Regions from separate parts of the Homo sapiens genome. Here region 2 is linked to region 1. A link is an interaction called in ENCODE POLR2A ChIA-PET data of the cell type or tissue named here. Cell type or tissue: endothelial cell of umbilical vein. All regions are shown on one strand.

Region 1 (8,000 bases):
TGGTCATGTGCCTATTTAAAGTAAGTGTAAGTAGCATTGAAATAAAAAAAAAATAGATAACATAAGGGTGAACAGATATTTTTAGTATATGTAGTACTTAAATTAGTTGAAATTGTCATGTGTTACTTATCTTAAAATACTGCAATATTACATTGTTATTTTTCCATTATAACTCTGAATATTTTGCTTCTATTGTCAAGGTAAGCAAAATCATAATCGCTACCAGGTTGACAGATTGCACATTAGCCTGTAGAGGAAATTTAAGTTTCTTTCAGTTATGAAATTTAGAAATTCTATTATCACTCTGTTAGTTTATATACTTAATTTAAAGACAGTTAAGACTTTATATATGTTATAATAATGCCATTTTAAATTCAGCAATTTTACTAGAAAAAAATATCATTATTAACAGACCTACTAAGGCATGCTCTTGCCTTTCATTAACAACAACACAAATGGTGTTTTAAAATGACCTTCTACAATTGAGGCAATATCTGATCATAAATATTTTAGAACTCATGAATAATGGTATATTGTTCATTTATTTGCTTTCTAAAAGCATCCATGAGGTTTACTTCTAATCAGTCTTTCATCAGAACAGTTCTATTCACTTAATAAAATCACTTAAAATTATCAAATTTTGGATGTAAAATGGGAATATTTTGTAAAAAATCTGTATCTAAAAATCCTTATTTTTTATGGCCCTTTGGTTTACTATTATGTTATGTATATCACATTTACTTTGAGAATAACGATGAACTGTCTCTTACACATATTTAACCTCTGTGGCTAACAAATTGTACCACTCAATCTTAGAAAAACAGTGATTTCAAGGGATTACGCTATACTCCACATACAAAATAGGATTTCTCATAAGGATGATTTTCTAGGGTGTGTTTTAAAAGAATAAAACAAATAAACCAGAAAACACAACATTTTCCTTCTGTGGTCATGTGGTTATTCAAGAAGTCAATAAAAACAAATATTAAATTTGTCTCTCTTGTGAATTGCAGTATGTCATTTCTATCACAGCCCTTGAAATGTTTGCTAAAGTGCCCAGTATTTTCTTAAATGAAGAATATTAAAAATACAAATGTAAGATATTGTCTTTAAAGACAATCTTCTCTCACATAATTCTAAGTGTCTAAACTAGATTGGGCTTTAGTTCATGAATGGACAAAATTTTATGTTTTGCCTGGTATACCACTTGGTAGGTATAAATGAAGATGTGAAGTTTATTATCATTGTTGTTCACATAAATTGTGTGTAATTTACATGTTTTTTTTTTTCTTTGTAGCTATCAGCTAGTCCTTGAAAATAAGAAGCTGAGTTGTTCTGATTATGAGCTGCCAGGCTATTTGATTTCTTTTCAGTAATTTCAAAATTGATGTTTAACTTCCTATGAAGCAATCTTCAAAATTTGTTCTCTATTAATCCACATACTTTAAACTTTTAAAATTGGTTTGAATATTTTCAGCACTGATTTTCTTATAAAAAATTTTCTGGTTTTATTATTACAATGAGAGCAACAGATTTTTAATGTCACGGCCTTTTCTCACTTCCTTAGGAAGCTACCAAATATGGGCTTTACTAAAATGTTTTAGAAACTAAGTTTTTACAACATGAGGACTATAGTTAATAATGGTGTATTACATTCAGAATTTTTGCAAAATGAATAGATTAAGGCTTCTCCTCCCACAGGGGCAATAATAGGTAATTATGTGAGATGATGTGTACGTTACTCTGCTCCACTGTGGTAACCATTTTACTCTATGCAATATACACGTATCTTAGACCATTATGTTATATACCTTAAATACATACAATAAAATCTATTTTTTAAAAACATTAAAAACTTTTCATTTATATTTTATTCTGACAAATACACTTCCTTGATCCTTTGCCTGAGTTGTATCTTTAACCTGATAACTGTCTGTTATTTCAGTAATCAAAGTATAGCATCCACGACTTTAAATAAACTCATGTAATTTAATAATATCACTTAACATATGCATATGTGTGCAGCTCCTGAAAATTTCTTCCCATTGTTCGTAACCAAATTACATAGCAGAATTTGCAACATTAAGAGGCAATGTTCTCCACTAAGATAAGTCCTGTTAAAATTTCACCTTGCTAAGAAAATGACAAAATAGGTTGCAATTTTAAGCCTATCAATGCTACCTTCTTCCATTGCATAAATTGCTTACTTTATTTTCCAGAATTTAAAGTATTTAAAGATGAGTGTAATGTGTACTTTGTTCTCTCTTTAGTTTAAATGGGTGAAATTATTTTATTCCAAACAAGTAGGCCTAAAACTGAAATTCTTAATTTAGAGTTCTAAGTCAGAGGTCTTTGAAACTGGAGTACATCTTTATTGTTATCATCTCCAATGGAAATTTATTATTTATTTTAACTAGAGTATACACATTTGAATTAGCTAGCTATTTTTGCATAGCAATTATGCTATAATTTGGCATCTGAAACAATAAACATTTATTATCTTTGGTGTCTTTTAGTCATGAATCTAGGCTAGGCATCTCAGCTGAGTGTTTTAGATGCAGGTCTGAGCCAGGACTTGAATTATGTCAAGGCTTAATGCCAGGAGTATCTCCTTCCAAACTCATCCACTTGTCTATAGCAAGCCTCAGAAAGTCTACTTCCAAGATCATGACTTGAGTATCTGCCCAGTGCTGCTTCTTGACAAGGCATCTGGCTTTTCCCAGAGGAAATAATCCAAAAGAGAGCAAGAGAACATGTCAAAACAGTGAGAGAGAAACTAAGACAGAAGCTACAGCCTTTTTATAACCTATCAAAGAAAAGATATTTCAGCACATTGGTGGTACTCTATTTGTTAGAAGCAAGTTACTCAATTCAACTCTCACTCAAGGGGCATTATACAAAGATGTGAATAACAGGAGATGAAATCATGGCTCAGAGGTACATTTTAGAGGCTACCTTCTGTGGCAATAAGTCATGGTAACTTTAACTGCATCTCTGCCTTTGTTAACAATAGAAATAAGATATATTTTTAGTTCACATTATAATTATTGGAAAGTCTCAACACATTGTTTATATTTATCAGAACCGTAAAATTATGACATCTAGAACTCATTATGTAACATTTTAATACTTTAATAAATAAATATAAAAATGTAAAACTATTACTATGTGAAAACTTGTTCAATATTTCAATAATTGTATTTTAATATTACTGGTCTTCATGAATCTTATATACTTAAATTTATTCTTTTACATTTATTATTTTAAGAAGGGTTTCAAAGGCTTTGTCTGATACAAAAAGACTATAGTACATTAGAGACCACTCGTTTAAAGAAAATCAAGTAATAGATTAAACATTCACTCATGTTCAATGGTATAAGCAAAGAAGTAAGGGCACAAATCTCCCAACTCCATCAGCTAACATCCACCTCAAGCCAGATAATAAAAGCAATAGGAGGATTCCCAGGCAAAGAGAAACACATTAAACTAGAATGAAAATAAAAACATGATCCAACAATTTTACTACTTTCTAGATTTTTAGGGTTTGGCAATCTGGTAGCTTAATTATGTACACAAAACTAATTAATACGTACTTGAGCATTGATCATTATTTTATATTTTAAAGATGTCAATTTATTTTAATATTTCTTTAAGAATAGAGGCATACAGGGTAATAAAAATAAAATTTGAAACTATAACTTATGTATCACAAAACTGCCTCCCCTCCCTGGACATATCCACTACTAATAACTGATCCATGTCCTTTGTAGGTCCTCACACACAATTATATTATAGTGTTGTTTTTTTTTCTTTTTCTTTTTTTTTTTTTACATCCACAGGACCAAATGATAAATACTTTGATAATCCCTTCCTGATAAAAAAAAAAAAATCATGAAAATCATTTCAGATCAGTGTTTTAATTTTTCAATTGATTTGATTTGAGAGAATGTCATGGTAAGAATAGTCTGTTTTTGATATTACATTATTTGGGGGAATGCTGTGGCAGGAATGCTACAATATTGATACATCATTTATTAATATTTATCTCATTCATGAGTATTTAGGTTTTACATTTTCCCTATTATGATAAATAATATAGAAAGTATCCTCATCCACCTAACTTTGTGTATGTGAGAAATTATTTCTGTAGGATTGATGGATTGATTACTAGCAGTAGAATTGCAGGGGTACACAATTTGAAAATGTTGTTATAATTGCAAATATGCCTTCCAAAAATGTATGGCCAACTTACATTTCTATCCCCTGTGTATAAAAACACCGTATTCACTGCTCACTTTAATGGTATAAAGTAATTTTTGTCTTCTGATTTATATAAAACTATGTCTCATTATGTCATTTGTATTCATGGGTGTGTGTGTATATATACATATATATATATGTATATATACACACACATATATATATATACACATATATGTGTGTATATATATATATATTTTGTCCAAATCTGCCATTTGTCTCTTACCTTTATTACAAACACATTTGTTCCATACAGATGCTTTTCTTTTTTACTTTACATAATCTAAGAAATTTTGTACATAGAAAAAATTTTCACAAAATATTATAGTATGTATTTTCTATATTGTTTTATAATAGTTTTATAATAGTTCAAGACAACTATTTCTTAAACCAGTCTGGAAATGATATTGTATACAGTGTGAAGTATGAATATTGGTTTCCGTCTTTGCCAAAATATTATCCAAATATGCTAATATTGTTTATTGAATAGTGTCTCCATTCCCATTGATTTAATATGCAATATATAACTTAACGTGTATTTTGTAATGTTTCATTATAATCTGTAATTGGACATGAATGTATATGTTTATAATATAATTTAGCATTTGATAGGATCAGCACAGAGGTAATTTTTTTCAAATTTCTTTAATTGTACTTGCATAATTTCTCTTCCAGATAAACTTTTAAAAACAGATTGTGATAGTCCATACAAAATTATTTTAATTTATGTTTTAAATGATTTTCATTTCTATATTAATATGGTGAGAATTAGTGTTTTTGCATTGATGACCACTAAACATATCTAAATCTATTTGGGGTTTCTTGATCCTTCAGCAAATTTTTTATGTGTTTTCATGTAGCCCTAACAAATTACATGGTAATTTTTAGTTATGATTGGGATATTTTTACTATGATATCTCTAGTTGATCATTACTAGTTAATAATATGATTTTTAAAACAATTGGTGTTACATGTAGCTCACACTGCCCAATGCTTATTGTGAGACACTTCTAAATGCATGTATTAAACAGCTACAGCTTTTTTTTTTTTTTTTTTGAGACAGAGTCTCACTATGTCACCTAAGCTGGAGTGCAGTGGCATGATCTCGGCTCACTGCAACCTCTGCCTTCTGGGTTCAAGCGATCCTCCTGCCTCAGCCTCCCAAGAATCTGGGACTACAGGTGCATGCCACCAAGCCCGGCTAATTATTTGTATTTTTAGTAGAGACGGGATTTCACTGTGTTAGCCAGGATGGTCTCGATCTCCTGAACTCGTGATCCACCCGCCTCGGCCTCCCAAAGTGCTGGGATTGCAGGAGTGAGCCACCGCACTCGGCCAGCTACAGCCTTTGTTTATAGTGTTTTAAAATTAAAACATGTAGCTGACTTCTATTAGTATTTCTTCTAATAGTCTTTCATCATTAAACTGCATGTTACACATTAAAAAATTTGAAGGCAGAAAAAAAAATTATGGTTTAATATTTTCTGGCTTAAAATATTGTCATGTTTCATAAATCATGCAGAACTAAAATGTGCAAATAACATATTTTACCATTTATAATATAAAGCTTTTTGTATGCTTTACAAATAAAGCTTGTTATTGAAATCATATAGAGGGCTAAGTAGATTTTTTAAACTTAATTTTAACAACTATTTAAAAGATAAAAAATGCCTTTGAAAGAGCCAAGATGGCCAACTAGATGCAGCCAGGAGGAACTTTTCCCATTAAGAAAGACCAGACCATCAAGTAGAGCAGCAGACTACCCAGATTTTCTGAAAGAAGGCATTGAGAGTCGATAGATGTAGGTCGCAGGCCACAGGACTGAAAGGGAAACAGTCTGGACACCTTGCATGGGATTGCTGAGGATCAGAATGTGTTCCTGGATTTAAGTGGCTCCTATGAAAAGGGTGAGAGAAATAGGCCTGGAGTGGTCTACCCTCACCGAGGACCTCCACGATCTGGGCTGTGGGAGACCCCATGACCCCTACGGACATTTTAGTTAGCAGGAAGAACTGCTTGGAGAGTTGGCAGAGCTAGAACTCCAGTCTGTACAGAGTCCACAGGGTTTGGTATGGAAGTGGCTGCAGTGGACCACAGCCATGAGTGACCATCCCCCAAGCCTTGTTTTGTTTATTTTCGGTAGTTTAGCCTTTGTTAGCTGCTGCACCTGGGCAGAGTAGGGCTGCCTTGCTAGTGGGACAGAGCCCGTGTAATCTGAATGCACCCCTGTCTGTGGGTCCCTAACTGGTCACACCCACTTGCAACACAGCTTCAGCTGCCTTACAGAATGATTACCGTTGGCCACACTCATAGATCTTTCACCAGCAGTTCCCACCTTCCCATCAGAGCACTTTTGCAGACAGACTCCTGCCAGTACACACCCAATCAGAGCCTCCCCCGTCTACTACCCTGCCACATACACACACCCACATCCCTCCCCCAGCATCCCCCAGGGCCCCCACCTGAACATTTTGCTGGCAGCCTCCATGGGAGTGTTATTGCCAGCAGATTGGTAACACCTCAGCTCCCCAAGTACAGCAGGTATTTGACCTCAAGAGGCCAGAGAAGAAAGCCATGGGCCTAATCCCAGCACACCAGAGAAAGAGCACACAGTTCAGGAGTGTTGAGATGAGCCTTGGTCCCCTGGAAGCATTTAGAAATAAAGTCAATTGACTAAACCCAACTTATGCCACAGTCAAACCCTCAAGGGCATCACAAAATATAAAAGCAAAAAGCCCTATTCAAAAGACAACAACTCCAAAGATTAAAGAAACATCAATTCACACAGATGAGAAAGAGTCAATGTAAGAATTCTGACAACTCTAAAAGCCAGATGACTACATTCTTAACTCCAAGTGACTACACTAACTCCCCAGGAATGCTTCCTAACTGACTGAAATAGCTGAAATGACAGACACAGAACTTAGAAACTGGATGGCAAGGAACCTCAATGAAATACAGGAGAAACTTGAAGCCCAATCGAAGGAAACAAAATGATGACAAAAATTTTAAAAAAATTTCAAAAAATGAGCAAAATCACTAAGAATTGGCATTGTTTGAAGAGACCAAACCTGTGATTCACTGGCATTCCTGAAAGAAATGGAAAGTGAGCAAACAACTTAGAAAACATATTTGAGAACACTGTCCATAAAAATTTTCCCAACTTTGCCAGAAAGGTTGACATGCAAACTCAGGAAATTCAGAGAATCCCTGCAAGATACTATTCAAGATGACCATCCCCAAGATACATGGTCATCAGATTCTCCAATGTCAGTATGAAAAGAAAAAAAGTCTTAAAGGGAGCTAGGGCAAGTCATATGCAAGGGGAACTCTATTAAACTAACAGTGAACCTCTCAGCAGAAACCTTATAAGCCAGAAAAGATTTAGGGCCTATATTCAGCAATCTTAAAAAATGAATTCCAACTAAGAATTTCATATCCAGCCAAACCAAACTTTATAAACAGAGAAATAAACACTTTTTGGATAAACAGATGCAAAAATGCAAAGGGAATTTGTTATCACAAGACCTTGCTTATAAGACATCCTTAAGGGAGTGCTAAACATGGAAATGAAAGACCAATACCTGCCACCACAAAAACACACTTACATACATAGCCTACTGACACTACAAAACAACTATACAATGAAGTCTGCAAAATAACTAGCTAGCAATATGATGACAGGGTCAAATCCACACGTCAATATTGACCTTGAATGTAAATGAGCTAAACACTCCACT
Region 2 (8,000 bases), 82 kb after region 1:
TGTGTACTTATTGAGCATCTCTTTCTTTAAGCAGTGTTTTCATGAATTTAAAATGATGATCATGACTCATACTATTTATTGGAATGGTTGAATACCAATCTTCCTTTTTCTAACAAAAGGAAACTGAGGAACAATTATCAAAAACAACTTGTAGCCTCATCAGTAATTCTAACACTCACAGTACCTTGTAAATTTAATAAATTTTACTGTTACTTTGGCAGTTCTTTACAATGTTATTTTTAAAAAGAAAATTTTATATGAATTACTTTATTTAAAACACATTAAAACTATATTTGAAACATAACCAATATTTGGAAAAATATTTGCATAGTTTACATCTGATGAAGCTTTAATATTCAGAATATCTATAACTTCTACAACTTAACAAAAATATAACCCATTTTAAAAAAAAGGCAAATGAATTATTTCTTCAAAACTGTATTAAAATAGGTAATTTGCATATAAAAAAGATGTTTAACATAATTAGCCATCAGAGTAATGCAAACCAAAGTCACAATGAGATATTACATCGCATGTACTAGGATGTTGGTGATAATAATAATAATAATGGAAATTAATAATTGTTGGCAAAAATTTGAAGAGACCAGAACCCTTGTTCATTGCTGGTAGGAATGTAAAATGGTGTAGCCAGTATAGAAAACAGTTTGGAAATTACTCAAAAAATTAAGCATGGAATTACCATATGATCTAGAAATTTCAATTCTAGGTATATACCTCCTAAAATTTAAAAAAAATGGGGGTTTAAGCAGACTCTTATACATAAATGTTTATTGTGAAATTATTCAAAATATACAAAAGGTAAAAAGCACACACGTCCATCAACAGATTAATAACTAAATAAAATGTAGTATTCACACACACTGGACAATTATTTAGCCAAAAAAAGTTAAAGTTTTCATGCACAGTATAATACAGATGGACTTCTAAGACAATATTTGTAGTAAAATCAGCCACACCAAAAGGACAAATAGGGCACAAAATATCTAGAAGAGGCAAATCCATAAAGACAAAAAGTAGATTAAAGATTTCTAGGGTCAAAAGAAAGATACCGGAAAGTTATTGTTTAAGAGGTGCCTAGTTTCTGGAAATATTTGGAAATAGTTATATATATATATCCACAATATATATAGTAGTATGTGTGTGTGTGTACACACATATATATGGCCACAATAAAAAATCTATATGCAAAACACATGTGCCAATTAATGGTGATTTGTGTTTACTGATTCTAAATGCTTACACGTTACAGGAACTGGAGGAAGTCAATTTGAACCTAATATGTAATGAATTAAATAATTTCATTTGGGAAGACAATGGTTAAAAAACATCGTTTAATGCTGGAAATGTGACAGAATATTCACAGTTGCTGTATTTGTGTTACATTTTAAACCAATTTTAAAATTCCATTTTTGTTGTTTCAAATGTAGATGCAAAAATAATAGTGGATAAAGTTGAATAATTAAAAATCAATTTTTGGCTTGTAGTCTTGACTTTGCATTAATTGTGAGATCGTCTTTAAGTTATTAAAGTGCTTGCAACCTCTTTTTTTCATATCTGTAAAATGAGAGCTTTCTAAAAGCTTATCTTTTAGAAGCTTATCTTTTTGGGGATCCATAACCTCAAGTATGATTATATGAATAGAATTATTATGTTTATCTTGACAAGTTGATATAAAAGTTATTTAAAATGTGAACTATTATCTAGAAAAAAATGGTTACACCAGAAATCATTTTTATGATTGTTTTAATAATGCCAGTTTCATGCTTTATTAGAATATTTGAGTAAAAATATTTAACCACTGCATAAGCAAAACACAGGAAAATTAGCATGTGTGATATATAATCCTCAAAATGTACAGTTTTAGTCACATTGTGAATCAAAATTTCTTGACATGTCTTAAGAATGTAAAAATAGGGCCGGGCGCGGTGGCTCACGCCTGTAATCCCAGCACTTTGGGAGGCCGAGGCGGGTGGATCATGAGGTCAGGAGATCGAGACCATCCTGGCTAACAAGGTGAAACCCCGTCTCTACTAAAAATACAAAAAATTAGCCGGGCGCGGTGGCGGGCGCCTGTAGTCCCAGCTACTGGGGAGGCTGAGGCGGGAGAATGGCGTGAACCCGGGAAGCGGAGCTTGCAGTGACCCGAGATTGCGCCACTGCAGTCCGCAGTCCGGCCTGGGCGACAGAGCGAGACTCCGTCTCAAAAAAAAAAAAAAAAAAAAAAGAATGTAAAAATAATAATAATAATAAGGGAAGCTCTATCTTCTTTCAGCCCATAAATAGAACCAGAACTATCAGAATTTTTGGATGGCTGGTTGGCTATAAATTGGTTCAGTGGCCTTCACAAAAAGGTTGACTTCCTTTCTCAGAATCTCAGATACTCAGAAAAACTTCTATAATTATGGCAATAAGTATTCTTCTTCTTTATAAGAACAGTCAACTTATATTCATTTCTTAATATTGAATTAAATACTAAGAAAATTCTATATATTGAAGGGTTTCAAATAAATTCATACAAATATAAAGTTTATAAATAGCATTTACAAAATCAGAGAATAAGTAAGAAATTTAATCTACCTTGACATTAAAAAGTATAATTGTCATAGAAGCTCTTTTATGTATCAGTTAAGTATCAAGAGATTCTGTAGTGCTATGTTTTAGCATATAAATTTGTATAGACCGTGCTCAAGTATTTTCTTAATAATACTGTTTCACATTATATTATTTCCAGTTAAACTATCCTATTTACTATCACATATGTATTATCACAATATTTAAAATTGGTTTGGAGGAGCCTTATTAGAGATTGTATAGGTAGGTAATTATTCTGCATAGTCAGTAATAAATAAAATCTAAAATGTGAGGCTAAATCTTTATTTCAATTACCTTTTAAATAAACACATGTATTTGATATTTAGTTTTCAGGCTTTCTGATCCAGATTTTCTGCCTCATTTTCTCTATTGTATCACTCTAGTTATAATCCTTTGCACTATCATAGATAGTGGTCACAACCTGTTGTGAGAAGCTTTCTTTACTCATAGGTTTTCGTTATGGAGGTAAGAGTTAATGGCAGCAGACAGGACTCCCTGCAGCAATCTGAGTCACTTACACTTTCCAGATCAGTGACTTCTCTACTCAGAATAGTCTTAAATTGCAACCATGAGTACACACACACGCACACACACACTCTAACCTTTCACTTTGTTCAAGAGTTAATCTAAAAGTATGCTATGCCTAAATGGAAGATTTAAAAAAAAAAGAAAACAAGAGTAATAGGATGGAGAGAAATATTTGTAATAATAGGCATACCTCAGAGATGCTGTGGGTTTCATTCAGAACAAAACAATAAGACCAATATCACAGTAAAGTGAGTCATATTAAGTCATATTAAAACTATTTTGTAGTCTATTTGGTGTGCTATAGCATCATGTCTAAAAAATGTACATATCTTAGTTAAAAATATTTTATTTTTAAACAATGGTAATGAGCATCACAGCCTTTGGTAAATTGTAGTCTTTTTGATGGTGGAGGGTCTTGCTTTCTAGTTGATGACTGCTGATTTATCAGGACAGTGGTTGCTGAAGGTTAGGGTGGCTGTGGGAACCTCGCAAAATAATAAACAAGTCTGCTACATAAATTGATTCTTTCCTTCACAAAATATTTTTCTGTAGCATGTAAAGCTGTTTCATAGCATTTTACACACAGATCTTTCAAAATTGGAGTCAGTTCCTTCAAACTCTGCTGCTGCTTTATCAACTAAGTGTGTGTAATATTTCAAATCCTTCATTGTCAGTTCAACAATGTTCATAGCTTTTTCAACAGGAGTTGATTTCATCGAAAGAAATCACTTTCTGTGCTCATCCTTAAGAAGCCACTCTTCATTTATTATTATGAGATTTCAGTAATTCAGTCACATCTTGAAGCCCTACTTGTAATTCTAGCTATCTTGTTATTTCTACCATATCAAGCATTACATTTCTATCTCCTCCAATAAATTATAAATATTCTTAATGGGATCTAGAATAGTGAATCTTTTCCAGAAGGTTTTCATTGACTTTGTTTGGGTCCACCAGATGAATCAATCTCAATGGCAGTTGTAGCTCTTAAAAATCTATTTCTTAAATAATGAGACTTGAAAGTTGACATCACTCTGTGATCCATGGGCTGAAGAACGGATGTGATGTTATGCATAAAAACAACATGAATCTTCTGATACATCTCCATTAGAACTCTTGGGTGACTAGGTTCATTGTTAATGAGCATTACATTTTGAAATAAATATGTTTTTTTTTTCTGAGCATTAGTTCTCAACAGTGGGCTTAAAATATTCAGTTAACCATACTATAAACAGATGTGCTGTCATCCCGGCTTTATAATTACATTTATAGAGTACAAGCAGAGTAAATTTAGCATACTTCTTAAGGGCCCTAAAATGTTTAAATAGTAAGTAAGCATTGGCTTCAACTTAAAGTCAACAGATGCATTAACCTTTAAAAGAGGGTCAGCTTGTCATTTGAAGCTTTGAATCCAGGCATTGACTTCTCCTCTTCAGCTATGAAAGTCCTAGATGACATCTTCTTATATAAGTCTGTTTTGTTCCTATTTGTCTTCAGTTAAATTGAAAACCTGCTGTTTAGCATATCCACCTTCATCAACGATCTTAGCTAGATTTTTCTGGATAACTAGCTGTGGTTTCTACATTAGCACTTGCTGCTTTACCTTGCACTCAAGTCCCAAAAATGACTTCTTTTCTTAAACCTCATGAATCAGTATCTGCTAGCTTCAAACTTTTCTTCTGCAGCTTCCTCACCTCTCTCCGCCTTCATAGACTTGAAGAGAATAGGGGTCTTGCTTTGGATTTGGTTTCGGTTTAAGAGAATGTTGTGACTGATTTAACCTTCCATCCAAACTGCTAAAACCTTCTCCATATCAGCAATAAGGCTGGTTTGCTTCCTTATCATCTGTGTGTTCACTGGAGTAGCTTTTTAAATTTCTTTCAAGAACTTTTCTTTGCTTTCACAACTTAGCTAACTGTTTGGCACAAGAGGCCTAGCATTTAGCTTATCTTAGCTTTCCACATGGCTTCCTCATTAAACTTAATCATTTCTAGCTTTTCATTTAAAGTGAGAGACATGGGACTCTTCCTTTCAGCTGAACACTTAGAGGCTGTTGTAGGATTATTAATTGGCCTAATTTTAATATTGTTATGCTCCAGGGAATAAGGAAGCCTGAGGAAGGAGAGAAATGGGGAAATGGCTGGCAGGTGGAGCAGTCAGAACACACACAACATATATTGATTAACTTTGCCGTCTTTCTGGCATGGTTTGAGGTGTACCAAAATAATTACAATAGTAACATCATGATCTCTAATCACTGCTCACCATAACAAATATAACAACAAAAAAGCTTATAATATTGCAAGACTTACTCAAGTGTCACAAAAAGCATGAAGTGAACACATGATGTAGGAAAAATGGTGCCAATAGATTTGCTGAAGGCAGGGCTGCCACAAACCTTCAATTTGCAAAAAAATGCAATCTCTACAAAGCACAATAAATTGAGGTGTACCTTTAATTGGAATTATTTACATGATTTTTCCATTGAGAGATATTGTATATTTCTCTAAGCTTCATTTTGAATATATTATATTATGATTATATTATATATATTTTGAATATATTATAGTTTTCTATTATTCTTTATGTGAGACTTTTTCATTTCTTGGTAAGTTTATTACTATGATATATATTGTAATCCTTTTAATATTACTAATGGCATTGGACATATTTTCAAAATCATTATCTTTTACTTAAAACAATGTAATTTTTATTTATTTTTTAATAATCACATTAATAAATTTTTTCACTATCCTAGAAGTCATTATTATTATAGTTTAAAAATTATATCATCTTGAAATTATGTCATCTATTTTCAAAGATTATAGATGTCTATTCTATTCAATACCTATTTTAATTGTAACAAAAGGTAAACAATAAAAATGGCACATCATCTTATATTAATATAAGAATTTCCATATAGTTCAAACATTTACTAATTAATTCACTAAACTCCTATTCTATATGATTCTGCTATTCAAATACAGATAATCTCCTATAATTGTTTCTGGATTTATTTTTTTCACATTTAGCCTGATACAGAAATTTTTGATATTACATGTGTTTAATATAAGAATATTTGAATAATTTCTTCTAAGTTATTTTATTTATTTGAAAATAAGACATTTAAAAAAATTACTATATGTTTAAAAATGTTTTTAGAACAATTTGTTTACAATTATCTGTAAACCATATTTTTAATTTCAGATTTTAGGCAATTTTTATTTGAAAAGTTTGATTCCTCTTTTGAAACTACCAATATTATTGATGTCTGTAAGAAAAAGTTGATGTTTGCATGCACACGTATGTTTATTGCGGCATTATTCACAATAGCAAAGACTTGGAACCAACCCAAATGTCCAACAATGATAGACTGGATTAAGAAAATGTGGCACATATACACCATGGAATACTATGCAGCCATAAAAAATGATGAGTTCATGTCCTTTGTAGGGACATGGATGAAATTGGAAAACATCATTCTCAGTAAACTATCGCAAGAACAAAAAACCAAACACCGCATATTCTCACTCATAGGTGGGAATTGAACAATGAGAACACATGGACACAGGAAGGGCAATATCACATTGGGGACTGTTGTGGGGTGGGGGGAGGGGGGAGGGATAGCATTAGGAGATATACCTAATGCTAGATGACGAGTTAGTGGGTGCAGTGCACCAGCATGGCACATGTATACATATGTAACTAACCTGCACAATGTGCACATGTACCCTAAAACTTAAAGTATAATAAAAAAAATACTCACAAAAATTAAATAAGCTATCAAATCACATTTTTAAAAATTTTTTTACAATCAAGATTTCTAAAAATTAAATAATGTTCCTATACTTTGGCCACTTTAAAAATAAATCAGATTCTTTGTTGGAAAAAAAAAAAAAAGAAAAAGTTGATGTTTGAAAAACAAGCACTTTTTAACATTGCTGTCAATCATATTATGTTGTATTTGGTCATCAAATATATGTTTCATTTATGAAATTACACTAACAGTTGCTTTTAGCTTATTTCTTATAATTAAGCAATTAAACAACTAATCTTTGTGTACAATTTGGAGTTGATAGATTCAATAATTAATAACATTATTATAAAGAGAAATAGAAATAACTATGAAATTCTACCAGATAATTTCTCTGAATTGTCATTATAAAATCCAATTAGAATTCTGCAAATGAAATGATTTAGCAGCAGAACTAGTTTTAGTATGAAATAGTATATCACTAATTGAAAGTGAATTGGACCATATATTCCAATTACTATCTTTCATACTATAGAGGATATACTGGTGTGTTATGAAGTATAACATTAAAACTTCATTAAATCAGGCTTAAAATCTATTAAAATATAAGTATGTATGAATTTGTCCTAGTCTTACCAATCATCGCAAAATTTTTATATCATTAATCTTCTGTGGAATTCTAAAGCAGGGAAATTTAATAAACGTAGGCATTTCTTAGATATGAACTCTTATCTTTTTTCCTAAATTAAAATATATTTGCTTCTTTAATTGTAATTAAAAATTATGAATATGTGGTTATTGTATAAAAGAATTTTGTTCAATTATAAAATGTATAAAAATATCAAGATCACTCAATACTAACACAGAAACATAATAAAATCATACTATTTTGTGTTGATGTGCATAATTTTAACTTTTATTTAATGTGTGTGTGTGTACACATGTATTTGTGTGTAGCTATGATTAGATGAAAAACAAAATCAATTTATCAATTGTGCATGTTGGATTATAATCTGTTATGCACTCACAGGCTTTAATGACTATTAGTAGAGATTTATTTCATTCTTGATATATATAGTGTTTCATAACTCATCCATAACCTACATAT

Evidence for each region. Peaks named below come from ENCODE experiments on the same cell type or tissue, not always from the same donor. Only the 100,000 strongest peaks of a DNase experiment are listed, where the experiment ranks them.
Region 2: POLR2A ChIA-PET joins it to region 1 with 7 read pairs; 2 of 35 experiments call an interaction of 5 or more read pairs at or near these places.

Annotation. Positions count from the first base shown.
Region 1 is chr4:132,094,580-132,102,579 of GRCh38, forward strand. No RefSeq gene overlaps it. Among named protein-coding and RNA genes, the nearest start is that of SNHG27, 330 kb to the left of the region's middle. In endothelial cell of umbilical vein, no CTCF peak of the experiment used is centred here; no DNase peak of the experiment used is centred here.
Region 2 is chr4:132,176,954-132,184,953 of GRCh38, forward strand. No RefSeq gene overlaps it. Among named protein-coding and RNA genes, the nearest start is that of LINC01256, 410 kb to the right of the region's middle. In endothelial cell of umbilical vein, no CTCF peak of the experiment used is centred here; a DNase peak (open chromatin) is centred at 3,158; H3K27ac peaks cover 1,392 bases.